2 separate regions of the Homo sapiens genome follow, and region 1 is linked to region 2. Evidence: read pairs that join two places in POLR2A ChIA-PET (ENCODE). Cell type or tissue: IMR-90. All regions are shown on one strand. Each heading gives the region's core, and the rest is flanking DNA. Links, peaks and the distances in the headings are about the cores only.

Region 1 (4,402 bases), core at 277-4,276, 150 kb before region 2:
CTGCAACAAAATAAAATCCTATAGTATTAGACACTCAAACACATATTATTAGTTCTCAAAATAAAACCATCATAAACAAGCAACTGAAACTTGGCCTTTCTTATAACTACAACCTCTTACAGTTTGGTCTAAATGTTTGAGGACTAAAACAGTAAATACCAAAGTTTATCAGGCGGGGCCAGGGACAGTGCTTCATGCCTGTAATCCCAGCACTTTGGGAGGTGAAGAGGGGAAGATCGCTTGAGCCTAGAGTTCAACACCATCCTGGGCAACACAGTGAAACCCATCTTCAAAAAAAAAAATTACCTGGGTATGGTGGTGTGTGCCTATAGTCTCAGCTACTCAGGAGGCTGAGATAGGAGGATTATTTGAACCCAGGAGGTTGAGGCTGCAGTGAGCTATGACTATATACTGCATTCCAGCCTGGGTGACAGAGCAAGACCCAGTCTCAAAATGAAAACAAAAAAACTTAAAAATAATTTATCAAGCAGCCCAGATTTATAGTAAATCAGATATAAAACAACCCAATCCATTTCACAGACTGTCTTAGCTAGAAAAAATAACTCAAAATCTATTAAATAAATACTTTTAAGTCTTGCAGAATCACTTATTTAACAGGTAATAGGGACAATATATATATTTTATCCACTTAACTAAATCTTTTAACTAATTTGAGTTTCTCTATGCACACACAAAAAAAGGTTTTCATACAGTTGTTTAAGTGTCTAACAATAAAGGCAGCAACAAAACAGTAGAAAATTCAGCTGAACAAAGACTTTCACCATGAAAATTCTCTGCTCTGCCACTAAGCAGCTGCTTGAATTTGGCCAAACCATTTAAATCTTTTGGCCTCAATTTCTTTACCTGTAAATTGTGGGGGCTGAATTAGATTATCTCAAATGTTTTTAAATGTCTTTACTAAGAGTACATGGTAACAAAAAGAAAAATAATATAAAACTCAGGGAGGGTTTTTGCCCCCCTCTCTGACTGGTTCCCTCCATTAGTCCAAATTAAGCATGTAATACAATTCAGATTATAGTCGTCCCTTGGTTTCCATGAGGCAGTGGTTCTAGCATACATACCTCCCTATCATGCTGAAGTCCCTACGCACATTCTCCCTGTAGTATACTTTAAATCATCTCTAGATTATTTATAATACCTAATACACTGTAAATACTACGTAAATAGGTGTCACACTGTATTTTTAAATTTGTATTATTTTATTTTTTAATTGTCGTTTTTTTTTTCAATGTGGTATTTTCAATCCATAGATGTAGAACCTACAGATAGAAAGGGTTGACTATATTTTTTAAATAGCATTAACAAAGAGTTTTAATAGGTTGTACTATATCCCACCCAATCCAGCACACTGTTTAAAGGAACTGTATAATGACTGAATGTAGGAGATGGTTTCTTCAAATGCAAATTAGTAAAAACAACCACAAATCTACCACAACAAAATATACTTTCAGCTCAAAATTTACAATATAACTTAATATTTGGAGAGTAAGTGAAAGGCAATGAATGCATTTGACAAAAGTAGCATATCAATGATACAATAATTTAAAAGAATTTTTTTTAAAGATATATTTGTTTTGAACTTTGAAAAATTAAGTACTGCTGCTCCTTGGATAGAAATTTCTGTCTCTAAAGTAAGAGTACCTCCTGTTTCCAGGTTTTAAAACTGTATTTAATCACAGCAATACATGTGCATGGCTTTAAAAGTCAAATGGAACACAATGCATAAAAGAAAGAATTGGTCAATCAGATTTCACCAAAATTAACATTCGCTCTTTGAAAGACACCAAGAGAATGTAAAGAAAAGCCTATAAATTGTGAAAAAATATTTGCAAGTTATATTTCATGAAAAACTTGTGTCAAGGGGTATATAAAGAACACTTAAACCTTAACAGTAACAAAACAATAAAAAATGGGGAAATATTTCAAATAGACATTGCATCATAACGATAGGTGGAATGCAAATAAGCATATGAACAGATGCTCAACATCATTAGTCTTTAGGGAAATAAAAATTAAAGGATCATAGACTATGAAAGGTCTCAGGTTTTTCCCTGCCTTCATGCTAACAACCTAGCCTATTACTGTTTCATGGATCCTGAAATAAGTCATAAAATTGAGTCAGAGACAAGAATTCTCCTCAGGAGCACAGAAAGTAATAGGATCATGTTTGCTGAATTTCCTTTGCCCAAGTCCCACAAGGGTGGCAAGGAGGTAATCAGGTAGATGTTACACTTACATTTCATTTGAATTATAGCGGAGGAACTCTGAGCTTAGGGAACTTGAATCATTTATACTGAACAGTAAGCATGACTTCCCAGAAGACTGTCTCTATCTTACAAGGTTGTTTGTTATATAAATATCCTTAAATAGATAGTCCAGAATAAAAGGGCAATATGTGTCTCTGCTCACAGGATGTTTAGAAACAGATCAGTGGAGAATTGTCTCTAAAAAACAAAACAAAAATGAGGTAGGGTCACAAACTTATAAGAATGACTAAAATTAAGGAACGCAGTCTGGAGTGGAGTTGATGAAGAGTAGAAAAAGATTAGAAGAGTTGCTGAGCTGAAGAATGAAATAAGGAATCAGCCAGTGAAGAAAAAGAAAAGGTTTGTCAGGCAACTTTTAGAGCTCTACTGAAGTTAGCTAAGAATAATTTGGGGATCATGAGTATCGTCAATCTTTTGCTGTTGCTGCTGTTGCTGCAGTTGCTAAAATGAAGTTCTGCTTGCTAGGAAATACTTAGGAGAAAAAAAGCCAAATAGTTCTAAATAAATTGACAAGGCATACAATGAGTAACAAGAGAGTCCCCTGCCCCATCCTTCTCTATCTTTGATTCCTACACACTAGGAACAACCATTTTTAAACTTATTTTTAAAGAAGCTTCCCTTTGTTATTTACCCTATTTTTTCTAAATAACATGCTCAGATTGCTATTTCTTGATAAAAATGTAGTTCCCTTACAGTCTCCATCCCACATCCACACTTCCTCCCATAACAGTAATATAGTTACATCAGTTTACTTTTGGCTTTATTAATATTCCATGGTTACACTGTAAGTACATATTAGTATGTCCATGTAAATCACATTACAATGACTCTACTTCCTTTCTTTTATATATAGTTTTCCTGAAATAACTGCCTAGTGTGTTTTTTTTTTAATTGCCTGGTTTTCCAAGGATGTTACCACTATTCTCCTCTGAAATTTTCCAGCAGAACTGTACATCTCCTTTCAAAATCCTCAAACACATAAAGCAATGTATTAATTTCATATTTTCTAAGAAACGTTCCTTCCAGTGTTCTGTCCTCCTTCCATTCTACTCTGGCTAATGTCCAGGCCCACTGCACAACTGTTTCCTGAAATTTCCTTTGCCTCTCTTTATTAGATATCTTTTTTCTTGGATCCTACACTTTCTTCCTTCTTGACTTAGTCTCTCAGAATTCTGAGAAACATCTCCAATAGCTTCCTGAGAAAAAATGAAGGGTAAATTTGAGGCTTTCATATCTAAATGTCTCTTTTTGCTATTAATACTTTCACAAACAATACAGTACTTGGCTCAGTATACAAATCTAAATGGAACTCACTTTCCCTCAGAATCTTTAAGGCACTGCTCTCCTATATTCCAGCTTTGAATGTTAATTTAATAATGCCTGATTCCTAGTCTTTTCAATGTAGTCTAATTTTTCTATCTGGAAGATTTTAGAATTTCCTCTTAATTTTTAGTGTTCATGATTATGGCCGCTGTATGGATCTTTTTTCATTGATTTTATGGAGTAACTGGAAAGAATCCTTTCAATCTGGAAACAAACATCCCTGGAAATACATTCTGAAAATATATTCCAGAGAGTTTTCTTGTATTACTGTTTTAATCAAGTTTTCAACACTTGATTTGTTTTCTCTTTTTGAAACTCCTAGTCCGACATTGACCCTCTCAACTTGATCTTTGAATTTTCCTATCTTTTTGGTCCTAACTGGTGTACTGTCTACATGGGTGCCATGGTCTGAATGTTTATGTCCCTCAGCAAAATTCCTATTTTGAAACCTAATCCCCAATATGATGGTATTAAGAGGTGGGCCTTTGGTAAGTGGCTAGGTCATGGGGACAGAGTCCTCATGAATAGGATTAGTACCCTTATAAAAGAGGCCCAAAGGAGCCTGCCTTTTCCACCATGCGAAAACCCAGTGGGAAGTCGGCAGTCCGCAACCCAGAAAAGGGTCTTCACCAGAACCCAACCATGCTGACACATTGATCTTAGACTTCCCAACCTCCTGAGCTGTGAGAAATAAATTTCTATTGTTTATAAGCTACTCAGTCTACGGTATTTTGTTACAGCAGCCCAGAAGGACTAAGAATATGGCTATCTCTTGTCAAGCTGCTGACTTA
Region 2 (4,402 bases), core at 153-4,152:
AGAATGTCTCCAGGACTATGCAGAATCTTCATGATGATAGCCTTCTATATGGTAGTATTTTCTGGGGGAAATGTGAACACAGTGGCCCTTGGCCACTTACCTAATTTGGTGGGAAATTAAAGTATGAATAATGAGAAAGCAAGTTTTCCCACCCTACATATTTTGTTAAAGAACACTTAGCTAGAATATTTTTTAAAAAAAGAAATAAAATGAGAAACCAAGGGATCTGAGACCCAAATCTAGAGTTAGAAATTGTAGTTTCTAGGTTGGTCTCTGCCGTGGAATTCCTTTTGAGGTTCCATTTGAGTCTGTGCTGCTCAGTTTCTCACTTGTTAAAGGATAATTTGATTGCCACTATGGTGTTAAAATACTCATGATGGAAAAGTGTTTTATTTTCCAGAGATCAAAATTCCAATGTTGGGGCCAGGCGTGGTGGCTCACGCCTGTAATCCCAGAACTTTGGGAGGCTGAGGCAGGCAGATCACTTGAGGTCAGGAGTTATAGAGACCAGCCTGGCCAACATGGCAAAACCTCGTCTCTACTAAAGATACAAAAAAACTAGCTGGGTGTGGTGGCACATGCCTGTACTCCCAGCTACTCAGGAGGCTGAGGCACAAGAGTTCCTTGAACCTAGGAGATGGAGGTTACAGTGAGCCTAGATCACCCCACTCCACTCTAGCCTGAGCAACAGAGAGAAGCTGCGTCTAAAAAAAGATAAAATTCCAATGTTGGGACCATAAACATTTCAATCACTGTATTTATTTTTATTTTCATTTTTATTTATTTATTTATTCTGAGACAGAGTCTTACTCTGTTGCCCAGACTGGAGTGCAGTGGCACAGTTTTGGCTCTCTGCAACCTCCGCCTCCGAGGTTCAAGTGATTCTCCTGCCTTAGCCTCCCGAGTAGCTGGGATTACAGGCGTGTGCCACCATGCCCAGCTAATTGTATTTTTAGCTGAGACAGGGTTTCACCATATTGGCCAGGCTGGTCTCGATCTCCTGACCTCACGTAATCTGCCCACCTCAGCCTCCCAAAGTGCTGGGATTACAGGTGTGAGCCACCGTGCCCGGCCTCATTTCAATCACTGTAATTAAAAAGTTGATTTCAAGTGGCACTAATATTCCAGGAGCCCTACGATGTTCAATTCCAATCCACATGATGTGAAAATTCAGAAAGGCTCTTAGGTTTGTAGGTTGGGAGAAAGTGGACTTCAGTAACTCCGCTCTTTGGGAGATTGTTTCTAGCTCATGTCAGCTCAACCTTAGGGAGCCCATGAAAGAAAACAAGTTGCCTGAGGATCTTTAGAGTCAGTCAAGTTCATTATAGCCTGAAGGTAAGACTGTCTTTCAATAGCCATTCTGAGCTCACTACATTAGTATACCAACAGTCTGGGCCCTTCTTACTTCCTCCTATTTCAAATGTCACCATTGCAGTGTGTTTATTCCATGGGCTTAGCATATAGGGTATTTTTTGGTCCCTGCTTACCTGGCACATGGCCTAAATGCCATTACTCTTGGCCTCACCAGGGTGTACAAGTTGCTCATAAACCAAATCAAGATGTAAACAACAGCTGGATTCTTATTTTAAAAGAGTCACAAGATTCCAGGGGGAAATCAGCTTTCAGGCCTTTGCCTCACATTGGATTTGGTCTGTAGTTTCCCCATATAGTGCCAGAAAGCTGCATGATTATTAGAGTTTGAGTCAGATACACAGATACACAGGCACAGTCACATGTCCACAGTATACAGTGACCTCACTGAGCAACTCATGTTTCCAGGATGTTGGGAAATTGACTTGCTGGAGGACCTTGTCCTTGTTCCTTGTAATGTGGGGATGTCAGTGGTTTATATGATTTAGCAGTAAATTCTGATCTGAATTTCAAAACAATTGGGCAGTTGCTCAAGGGGACATCTGAACAGCAGATCATCTGCTTGCCAAAGATGGGGCAGTCCACAGAGCAGCTTGATCCCCGAACTAATTCATGGGTTAAAATTAGATTTCCTTGTATCTCAAAGAAAGTTATCTTGGAGAAGGCGACATTTTCAAAGGCACTAAGGCTTTCATTGCCCTTAGTGAATATAACAGGAAGGTTCTCCAGGCCATTTTTCACGTAGCCACCTGTGCTTCTTAGCTCTGCCTTTCTATATATACCTGGCTGCCATTCCCACTTTGTCTCACCTAAGTTCTGGCTTCTGGGTCTAGTGAACAGGTTAGAGTCAAGGGCCTAACATTCCAGTCCCAGTTTGGCCGTGGGACAAAGCAATCATCTGTATAATTGAAAGACAGTATTAATAGGTATATCAGAATAACGCTTTTTTTTTTTTTTCTGGGTCACTTAAGGACAGTTCCCATGGGTCCTTGGAAAACAGTTTATTCTGCTGGAGGACTATTTGCACAGAGCTTAATGAGATATTCACACAGAGCCTAATAAAAACTTTAAAGTCATTCACCATTTGTCCTATTCTGTGTAGTTGCACTTCACTAAGCAAATACAGTGTAGACTTTGAATATCTGGTCTGGTTGAAAAAAATCAAAGGGAACAATTCACTTTACAAAGATTTAATTTTGAACTCCGCTAGTGCATTTAATTACCTATTTGTTGAATGAAGTTTATTTGAAACAATCTGTCAACTGTTTTTGTTTTTGTAACAGACCAGGATCATGCTCTTTAAGTAGACAGAGAACTTCAGATATTAAGGTGTAAAACTGAGAAACATTCATTGTCATCATCTCATTCCAGTTCCCCTTCTTTCACCAAAGAAAAGTTAGGTATTCAGTTGAAGGGATTCTTGAGGGAAGTATTTAGTTCTTTGTGGTTTGCTAGACATCATAGTCTAACAATATTTTCTTCTTTCCCCATGCCCCATACTAACTTCCCAGTAAGAACACCTGTAAGCCAAAGTGGCTCCATCATTCTCAAATGACTTCTTAGAACTACCCATTTGTAAGAGATACTGTCTTGAAATCCAGAAATTTTATTATGCCCTGCCTTCTTCATTCATTTTCTCCTCATAGTTATTTTTACATCAGTCTGTCTGACAGAGAAGAAAACTGAAGGTACAAGGCATTTATTTTGGGGTGGAGGTTTGGGGGCTGAGGAGGGAGGTGTCTAGCCCCTCCTGAGGAGCCTATAAGCAGAGCAGTCAAGCCCAAGCTTTGGGTTTAAATTCAAACCTGGCATTTACTAGCCATGTGACCTTGGACTATGCTTTGAACCTGTTTGATCCTGGGTAAACTGAGGATAATATGTAACAACATACATCAGAGATTTGTAGAGGGCTGAAACTCAACACACTGTCTGGAACGGGAGTATTCAACAAATCGTTGCTACTGTTACTATTATTGTCTGGGAAGACAACACTATTTTTGAGTTAAGGTCATTCTCTTGCCACATGACACTGCTGTGTTCTCTAGCACTTAGTAGACCCCCTATCCCTTTGGTTAAAAAATGTAGCTGTTTCATTTTTATCCCTACTTATCCTGTTAGCTTAACCAAGGTGAAACTAGGTATGTATATATGAAGGTAACAATTTCTAATATGGATGCCAGTTTTAAATTTAATTTCAGAAATTTTGTACAAAAAACCTCATGCTTAGGCTAATTTACACTGGGAACACTCTAGGTTAAGCCATAAATTTTTACTGAATGTTAATAATTTTTAACTTTAAACTAATTTCCTTAATATAACCGTAGATAATGTTTAATTTGGATAAAGTACACATCATTTTGGATGAGATGGTGTTAAATGGCTGCATTGTGGAAACTAACAGGGCAAGAATTCTTGCCCCTCTACTAATTCTTGATAAGATGTCAGAAAGCTGAAAGGAAGTCTCTTCGAGACAATATGGATTTATCAGAAATGCGAGTACCGTGGAATACATCTCAACATGTTAACCCAGAAGAATCTGGAAGACCACAATTACAAAATGGGGTATCCTTCCAAAGACATTATAAATAGGCATTTTCCACAGTTCCTAAAAAGAAAACACAACTGTACTTTAAAATATGTACAAAGAAAAAAATTTCTTTAAACTGAGAGAGAAGTTTTATTTTCTAATTGTAAACATATCTGTCGCACTTTAAATTCTGTTGAGCACCTAAGGAACCCTTCTTGGTCTATGCTTCTTTTGCAAATTGAATTCAGGAATAGCAGGATGGTAGTGGGAAGAAAGTATGGCAGTTTTCCGTCAGCCAATAAAGTTTTAAAATTTAAACACAAGGCATTTTGAGTAACGCTGTTTTCTGAAAGCTATTTTTTTTTTTTTGAGACGGAGTCTAGTCTAGCTGTGTCACCTGGCACATTCTCGGCTCACTGCAACCTCCACTTCCGGGGTTCAAGCGATTCTCCTGCCTCAGCCTCCGAGCTGGGACTACAGGCATGCACCACCACACCTGGCTAA

What was found. Peaks named below come from ENCODE experiments on the same cell type or tissue, not always from the same donor. Only the 100,000 strongest peaks of a DNase experiment are listed, where the experiment ranks them.
Region 1: POLR2A ChIA-PET joins it to region 2 with 5 read pairs; 2 of 35 experiments call an interaction of 5 or more read pairs at or near these places.

Annotation. Positions count from the first base shown.
Region 1 is chr14:30,936,863-30,941,264 of GRCh38, forward strand. The region is part of intron 5 of STRN3 (striatin 3); the gene reads right to left. Among named protein-coding and RNA genes, the nearest start is that of COCH-AS1, 49 kb to the left of the region's middle. In IMR-90, for the core only: no CTCF peak of the experiment used is centred there; no DNase peak of the experiment used is centred there.
Region 2 is chr14:31,089,212-31,093,613 of GRCh38, forward strand. It overlaps AP4S1 (adaptor related protein complex 4 subunit sigma 1), which reads left to right. Exons shown (of 6, transcript NM_001128126.3): 6 at 3,696-4,402. The coding sequence ends at 3,824. Among named protein-coding and RNA genes, the nearest start is that of STRN3, 65 kb to the left of the region's middle. In IMR-90, for the core only: no CTCF peak of the experiment used is centred there; a DNase peak (open chromatin) is centred at 1,730; H3K27ac peaks cover 2,184 bases.